Linked DNA regions of Homo sapiens: region 2 is linked to region 1. The links are chromatin contacts, found by Hi-C or POLR2A ChIA-PET in ENCODE. All regions are on one chromosome and are shown on one strand. The core of a region is the stretch at or near the end of the contact, and the rest is flanking DNA. Distances in the headings are between cores, read along the strand shown.

What was found. A loop is a pair of places that touch in the nucleus more often than their neighbours do. ChIA-PET counts read pairs that join two places held with the same protein, here RNA polymerase II (POLR2A). Pooled maps may share reads with other maps.
Region 2: a loop to region 1 is called in a map of PC-3, with 4 times the contacts of the local background. The contact joins the promoter of BCAS1-AS1 here to the enhancer-like site in region 1. A Hi-C loop is called at or near these places in 28 of 168 maps with a recorded cell type or tissue (A673, B cell, CD4-positive, alpha-beta T cell and 21 more), 37 of 37 single-sample maps with no recorded cell type and 32 of 50 pooled maps. POLR2A ChIA-PET finds 5 or more read pairs at or near these places in 29 of 52 experiments (A549, AG04449, AG04450 and 23 more).

Annotation. Positions count from the first base shown.
Region 1 is chr20:53,738,626-53,743,004 of GRCh38, forward strand. LOC124904933 (a long non-coding RNA gene) reads left to right here. Exons shown (of 2, transcript XR_007067660.1): 1 at 1-233; 2 at 1,779-3,175. Among named protein-coding and RNA genes, the nearest start is that of ZNF217, 150 kb to the left of the region's middle. RefSeq lists a silencer at 1,945-2,239. Within about 2 kb of position 1,871, at least 9 of the 41 ENCODE cell types and tissues checked have a DNase peak (open chromatin) inside an H3K27ac peak, as active enhancers do; they include B cell, CD4-positive, alpha-beta T cell, CD8-positive, alpha-beta T cell and 4 more, where a contact is called at or near this core.
Region 2 is chr20:53,913,009-53,917,387 of GRCh38, forward strand. It overlaps BCAS1-AS1 (BCAS1 antisense RNA 1), which reads left to right and starts at 2,481. Exons shown (of 5, transcript NR_199019.1): 1 at 2,481-2,558.

The DNA.
Region 1 (4,379 bases), core at 621-3,120:
GCAAGGCAGGAAAGTAAACACAAATACGACTCCTGGTTTGCCACAAGCCCGGCCTCTGTAGTGAGAGAGCTGTGACTGCGTTTCCAGCTCCTTGAAGGCAGAGAGACTCCTGCCTTTCGGGGCGGGCGGGCTGGAACAAAGACACCAACGGGGCCACCTCGGAAAGTCTTTTTGAGCAGTTTCAGCAAATAGCATTTAAGGGAAGGGAAAAAAACTCCAATGTACTCAATAAGGTACAGTATAATATCCCATTATTGAGGAGCCAAAAAGCAGGGATTTACCGCAAACGTTTTTGGGAGCTCGATTTCTCTGGAAAGACAGGGCACGCATTTCTCATGTATCGTGGGCCAGTATTTGACCATTTCCTGTGACCATTTCTTTACATAATTTTCTCAGTTTAGTTTTTAAAAATTAAAATAGAAGTCATACCTAATCTCTTTAAAACGTTCAAACAGTATAAAATTAAGGTAAAGGAGTTGAAGTTCCTCATTCCTTTTGCTCACTCCCACGCAGCTCATGATCTCACCAGAGATAGCTAATAACTACTTTTTAACAGTGTGAAACATATTTTCCAGACGTTTTCCATAAAATGCACATATACAAATACACATGCTTTGTTTTAAATACACCACTGGTATCATATTTATAGACACTGTTATACAACTTGCTTTTTTCACTTTGAGTATCGATCATGGACAATTTCCAATGTAGGTATTTTTCTAGTGAGCTATAAATTTTGGGGAACCATGTCATACATGCTCCTGGGGAAAATTCAAATTATAGGGCTTGTGGGGAAGGGTGGGTCTCCCTCCTCCCCCGCAGACAATGACTATTAGCAGTTTGTAGTGTCTCATGCCAGAAATAGTCCACGCATAGATCAGCATATATGCATATCGAACGCTCACACCTTTCTTTGTCTTTACACAAGTATCTTTCAGCTTGCATTTTCCACTTAAATCTCTTGGACAGCACTCTGTGTTAGAAAAACTTGATGTTTTAAGTGGTGGCATAGTATTTCTTTAAATGGTATTCCTTAATGTATTTCACTTGCCCTTTTTCACAGACTTTTTGGTGGCTTTCAGTGTTTGCTTCTACAAACAGTGCTACAATAAGTAGTCTGGTGTGTACCCAGTGATTCTCTGCTCAAACACACTCACTCCTTTCTGAAAGCGACTCCTATTACACCACACCTGTCCTAAAGTTGCTGTAATCCAAAGAAAAATGGATCGAATTAACTTTTTTTTTAAAACGAGGGTTTTAAGCAGAACATTATTAACCCATTAAAAATCTGTGATAATAAACTCGTGCCCTTTCCTGTGGTTTTTAGTCTCTCCTTCAGCTTGAGAGTAAGAGATTCATGAAAATGAAAAGAAAAAGTCTATCCCATCCTCACCTCCTCATCCCCTATCAGCCATGTCAAGATCACTACATAGCATCCCATGCCTGCTTATTACAAATGCATACTTCACACTGAGTAATTCCTTTCCATCTACTCCTTTCATCTTGGGCTCAGAGAAAGATCGCAGCTCACGCTTACAACTTAGGTGCAGACTTCTGCTCTTTTTTTGTGTGCAGGAGTAAAGCCACTGGGGATTTAGAACAAAGTGTGTCCTTGGAAAGAAGTGGGTAGAATTTTGTGTGTGCAGTAGGTGGGGGAGGGAACCCCCTCCCGAGGGAGGAGTTCGATTTCATTATACAGTTGGAAACCCGGTGAAATCATGTATACGACTGGATCTTTTCGCTCAGCGAGTGAGGTCTTTTTGTTCTTTGTCTTGCAGTGTGTACAGCAAATTTCTGTTGTGCCTGGGAAGAAGGAAATTTGAGTTAAAGAGGAGGCCCGCTCCATATGCCTTGTCACAAGTACACTCACTGAAACATTAATTCACGAAGAGATTGCAACAAGACCAAAACGAAAGAGGAACAGGGCCTGACAATGTTCAGAGAAGGAAAACCGAAGAAGTAACCATCCCCAAGTTAAAAATGACGTGGGGATGAAAAAATAGGTTGCCTGTTGTATTTGTCATTGAAATGCACAATCTTGTTTACTGTTTATCTTGAGACTCTGGGAGCTCTCCTGCTGCTTAGGAAAAAAGAGGCAAAGGTTTAGGAAGAAATGCTAGTCATAAGAAAGAGAGGCATTAGAAACCCTAGAGAGAATGGGAGGTGTAAATAGTATGTGGGCATTTGGCAATCACCACAAAGAAATGGGAGACAAAGGCAAGTGTCTGATGCCAGAAATCCTAAAAACTTGAGTGGAAAACCCAGACACAATAAAAATGTCCAAAAGAAAAAAAAGGCAAAATCCCATGAGATCTTTTTTTTTCTCTGTGATGTTACCTAATGGAGAAAATAAAGGTGGGTTTTGCCACAGTGATCATGGTGCCGTATCCTAAAGGAAGTAGCTTCATGATAAGCCTTCAGAGGCTCTCTCCAGGCCAGCCCCAGCCTTAGGACAAAATGGGACAATCTTGGGGGACAATTTCTTTCTCCAAAAAGGGGATGAGATTGGGCAGAAGAAACACTTGCAGGGCAGAGTTATTATCTCTCTCCCCGAAGAGTTTAATCAATTGTGGTCATTTACAGATCTCTGTCGTTGTCCTTTTCTCTCTCCCTCTTTCTTTTTCTTTCTTTCTTTCTTTCTTTCTTTCTTTCTTTCTTTCTTTCTTTCTTTTTCTTTCTTCTTTCTTTCTTTTTCTTTCTCTCTCTTTCTTTTTTTCTTTTCTTCTTTCTTTCTGATGACTTTGCCTTGAAAGGAATTGCTTAGGAAAGAGGGAAAAGGCATTTTTAGTCAAAAGCTAAGCTAAGATCAAATTAAATCGGGCAATGGAAACCTCCTCTGGAGGCTGTGCAGTAGAGTGTGACACCTCCTAATTTCATGACTTGGGCAGATTGCTTCATTTTCCTACTGTAAAAAAAAGGAAAACGATAATAACAGGTAATGTTTATTGAACTCCTACATGGAATAAGTATTTTATACACAGATCCATTTCACCCTCTGAATCTAATGAGGTAGTATAATTATTATCTCCGTTTTATAGATGAGTGGAGGCTCAGATCACCCAGCTAGAAAATGGAGATAGAATATAATTCTAGATCAGGGGTTAGCAATGACCGCCTGAGGGCCAAATTCTGCTCAGTATGTGTTTTTGTAAATAAAGTTTTATTGGAACCTAGACTTATTTGCTTATATATGGCCTGTGGCTGTTTTTCAGCTGTAATAGCAGACACTGTATGACCCATGAAACCCAAAAATTTACTCTTTACAAAAACCTTTACAGATTTTTGATCTAGATTATCCTAGCCCGTGCTCTTAATCTCACATATGTCCTGCTCCAAAAATACCTTTTTTTTTTTTTTTTTTGAGGTGATGTCTCCCTCTGTAGCCCAGGCCGGAGTGCAGTGGTGTGATCTTAGCTCACTGCATCTCCACCTCCCAGGTTCAAGCCATTCTTGTGCCTCAGCCTCCCAAGTAGCTGGGACTACAGGCCTGTACCACCACGCCCGGCTAATTTTTGTCTTTTTGGTAGAGATGGGGTTTCTCCATGTTGGCCAGGCTGGTCTCGAACTCCTGACCTCAAGTGATCCACCAGCCGCGGCCTCCCACAGTGCTGGGATTACAGGTGTGAGCCACCACGCCTGGCTAGAAAAATGCCTCATTTTAAAAATGTGATGCTGACCAGGAAAAACAAAACTAAAATGTCAAAAGTAATAATAGTTATTAGATAACTGAATCTATTAGGGGTCCAGGAAAATTAAAAACAAAACAAAGTTTTTAAAATTTGTGTTCCCCCTTTCTCCTTTTTTTCCGCCAAAACTTGAAAATGTTTATATCCTGAATTTACAACAAAGGAAAAACCTTTTCTGCCTCATCAGCTTTATTGAAACTACATATAAATGCTTATCTAAAAACCAAAAGTATATGCTAGGGAAATTTCCAAAATAATGAAAAAAATGGTTTTCCAGAAGACAAACATTATTTTTCATATATATTATTTTATTTATTTATTTATTCCGATAAGCATTTTGCACTTATTTATTTATTTATTGACACAGGGTCTCACTCTGTTGCCCAGGCTGGAGTGCAGTGGCAAAATCATGGCTCACTACAGCCTCGACCTCCTGGGCTTAAGTGATCCTCCTGCCTCAGCCTCTGGAGTAGCTGGGACTACAGACATGCACATCACCCCACCTCACATATATGTTATTGGCAAAATTGCAAGTAGAATACATTGTTAAAGTAAGAAGCTTCCATGTTTGAATGTGATATTTACAGATAGGTAAACTGGGGATTGGCTCTTGGAAATTGATTCGTGTTGCCATGTGAGCTAAATTGCTGTTTTCAGTGTTCTAATATGGCTTAATTTTTCATGGGTTTCCAG
Region 2 (4,379 bases), core at 1,231-3,730, 170 kb after region 1:
GCGCCACTGCACACCAGCCTGGGCGACAGAGCGAGACTCTGTCTCAAAAAAAAAAAAAAATATATATACACACACACACACACACACACACACACATATTCATATATATACGTATATATGTATACATGTATATACGTATATATGTATATATACATATATGTATATATATCCATGTGTGTGTATATATATCCATGTGTATATATGTATACGTATATATACACGTATATATGTACGTATACATGTATATATATACACATATACAGATACATGTATATATACATATATATAAAATAAAGCATAAGATATAATTATATTTTTGGAAATGACACATAACTCTATGTATTATGATGGTTTTCTTTTGAGGTTTCCTCTTTGGTTCTTGAGGAGTCAAATCCCTTCTTTGCTATGCCGTAGTTGCATGTTGAGAGGTCCTGTGCCAGGTGCTCAGGTGCCTGTCATTTCATCAGCTACACACCCTGGAAGCAGGCCTGACTCAATGGTCCCTGCTTTCCCCATGAAGCAGCAGTGACTCAGAGAGATGACACATTTGCCCACGGTCATTCAGTTTCTCAGCTAAATGAAGCTTCATTTAGCTTCATTTCTCCTTCTCTTAATCTCCAGGTATCTATTTATCTATCCATCCATCCATCCATCTTCCTATCCATCTATTCTCTATTGATGTATGTATATATATATATGTATTATGTATCTATGTGTCTATTACCTGTTTATGTTTCTATTACTTATCTATATCTACCCATTTATATGTATGTATGTATCTATCTACCATCTATCTATCCATCCTCTACCTATTTTCCATCTATCTATCATCTATGTATGTATTATGTACCTATGTGTCTGTCATCTATGTATCTATTACCTATCTATCTTTTTAAAAATTTATTTAATAGAGACGGGGTCCCGTTATGTTGCCCAGGCTGGTCTTGAACTCTGGACTCAAGTGATCCTCCTGCCTCGGCCCCCCAAAGTGCTGGGATTACAGGCATGAGCCACCATGCCTGGCTGTACCTATCTATCTTTATCTACTCATCTATATATATTGTATGTATCTATCATCTATCTATCTATCTATCTATCTATCTATCTATCTATCTATCTATCATCTATCAATCATCTATGTGTCTTATCTATCATCTATCTTATCTATGTATCTCTATGACCTGTCTATCTATGTATCTATCTGTTATCTCTCTGGTTATCTGGTCTCCAGTGCCCACCTCCTCCTCCCAGTCTTTTCTCTCACCCTGACTCTGAACTTCTCCAGGCCTGGTGTTATGTTTTCTGTAGCGTGACCTTATAACTAACCATCCCATCGAAGACGCTTGGGGGAGTGAAAGGAGGGGCTATTAATACTTCTGCAAAAACTGGCGCTGCCCTGAGCACACTGGGATGCCTGGTGGTGGTGGTGGTTAGGTGTAGATTTCTCCCCATTCCTTAGTGCCTCACAAGGGTGCTGTAAAACGTTTGTCGAGTGTGTTTTATCAACAGTCTCAGAAGGGGTGGTAAAAAAAAATACTCGTTTGTTTCATACAGAGAGAAATTGCATTACAAAGTGATGACTTACAAAATCACCGAAAGGAAATCAATGGTGAGGTGGAGCCAAACCTCTGCTGTAGAATTTCTGGATTCAGATAACACAGAGCTCTCTCCATCAAGCATTTGTGTGCAGAAGCTAAGCTCCAGGCCCAGGGAGAGAGCTTGAAGCAAAGACATAATAAAACAGTAACAGCTGCTACCGAAGCTGTGTCATGCAACTTTGCTTAGCCCTTTACTGTATGGTCTCATTTATTCCTTAAGGAAGGTGAGATTATAATAGAAAAGGAAAATGAATGTGCCGCAGTCACACAAATCACTCACTACTACACTGCCACCAGAGCCCAACAGAGTAGCCACAATTGTTTTCTTCCTAAAAGGTGCAATGGAGTAATACTGCACAATTTCCATTTAGATGTCCCTTCAACACGTTTCCTGGGAATCTTAGAGCAGTTAACACCCATTTAGAAAGGAGCTTTTTCATTTCGTAAATATGTTCAGTGCACCAAAACAGGCAAACAAGATAACCCGAACTCTTAACTTGCCTCAGCACCTCACCCCTTAAGATACATAGAAACAAATCAGAAATTATGCTCAATAAGGAATTTGCAAGGCTGAGGAGGGGGAGCTGGAGTCAAATCAGCTGGGTCTTCCGCCCCCTTCAGTAGGAGGGGGAAGATTACTGCAGAGAATGTAACAAGGAGAATAAGAGAGAGGGAGGGAGGGGGAAGAGAGAGAGAGAGGGAGGGGGGTGGAGAAAGAGAGAGACAGAGAAGGAAAGGAAGAAAGAAAAAGAGAGAGAATAACTGTTGGTAACGGACAGCCCAAGAAAATTGTAGAAAAGTCCATCTCTGGTACCTACCTGGTGCCACCTTCCCCCCACCCCCGCGTTGTTTATTTATTTATTTATTTTTTCTAGCCACCACCATTTTGTTGCCTGGCAGAGGTGTGAGATGCAAGGCTGTTTACAAAGCCCCCAGCAAGAGCAATCCCATCATCAGGAGGTTTGCTTCCCCCCCGGGCCAGCCCTCTCGCTCTCCATGCCCGTCTTGGCTGCATGCGTTGTACCTAACACATTTAACCCGCGTTTCTTAAGAGTTCTGCAAAATGGTGTCTGCTGGTGTTTGCAAGGGAAGCTCCCGCTGGGCGTCCCGAGCTGGGTGGGAGCTGAGTGTGCGGTTCCCTAACGAGCTGGCGGCCGGCCTGAGCGGCTCTGATCTCCAATTCTGACGGCTTGTCCTTCAGGTGACCTATATTATCTGGCACCTCAGTTGCTGCTCACAAAGAAAAAGTATCACTGGAAGAAAGAAAAAAAAAATCCCAAGTGATTGTGTACATGCTCTTTATTGAGAATATTAAACTCAGACGCCCTCTGCTGGGCAAGACGGGAAGGGGAGGCTGGGAGTAGGGGAGGGTGGCCGGGAGGGCTCAGGAGAAGCCGGGGACGGCCTCCTTCCTGTGAGATCTGTGGGCATGATTCAGGGCAAAGGGCGCCCATCAGAGCTGCTTTAGGCAAAGGGAAATACAAAACAAAAGTGAAACCGCTGACAAGGAAATCATTTAATTGGGGAGAAATGACAACTTCTTCACTTGGATTTTTTTTTTTCCTGTTCCTAAAATTGTTGCTTTTGATAGGTGAGAGGGAATGGGGTGGGGGAGACTGCTGGACACTGCCAACTTATTCATCAAGACAAAGGGTTTGGGTTTCAGGGAAGTCCTAGCAAAGAGTGTGGCTCAGCGGGTAGAAGGGTAGCTGAAATACCAGGACATTTTTGAGAGTGAAACAGAGTGCTATGGATGATGATGCGGACACAGCAGGTATAGTCCAGAGTGTCCCAGGCAAATCTGACTACCTAGTCCAGCACTGCACAGAGAGCTTTCTAGGATGATATGAATGTTTTGCATCTGTCCTGTCCTATCTATCTATCTATTTATTTATTTATTTTTGAGACAGAGCCTTTCTCTGTTGCCCAGGCTGGAGTGCAGTGGCACGATCTCGGCTCACGGCAACCTCCAACTCTTAAGTTCAAGCGATTCTCGTACCCCAACCTCCCGAGTAGCTGGGATTACAGGCACCCGCCACCATGGCTGGCTAATTTTTGTATTTTTAGTAGAGACAGGGTTTCGCCGTGTTGGCCAGGATGGTCTCAAACTCCTGACCTCAGGTGATCCACCTGCCTCAGCCTCCCAAAGTGCCGGGATTACAGGCGCGAGCCACTGCGCCCGGACTGTCCTGTCCTATATGGTAACCACCACCCACATGTGGCTACTGGGCTCTTGAAATGCAGCTACGCAACTGTGAGGGGATGAATTCTTAACTTCATTTAATTTTTGTTATTCTGAATTTACATTTAAATAGTCACGTATGTCTAGTGGCTATCAGACGGTAGAGCTCTGGTCTTACTATTCACAGGAACACACCGTGACCCCCATTGACAGCAGCTAAGACCCCAGGAACAGGCTTGTTGCGAGAGGCCCTCCAAACAATTTATTGAATGAATAAAAACTCAGTAATCAAAAGTCACAGAGATAGAAATTCACAACACTTCTTGGAGACTTATAGGAGCTTCCAGAAACACAACTTCTCCCAGGGAGAGTCAAGAGAGCAGTGTCATTTCCTATAAAATGTCCAAGGCCAATCCCAGGTCCCGGTGTCAGCCCTTGCGTGTGGCACTGGCACCAGCAGCCAGAAAGGTTACTTGTGACTTGTTTTCAGTGCTTTCCTGGGAGTGTCCTGAAAGCTGGCAGTGTTTCTGCCTCGTCAGAAGAGGCCTCATTCATTTGGGGTTGTACCAGCAACTTAAAAAGTTTTTTTTTTTCTTCCC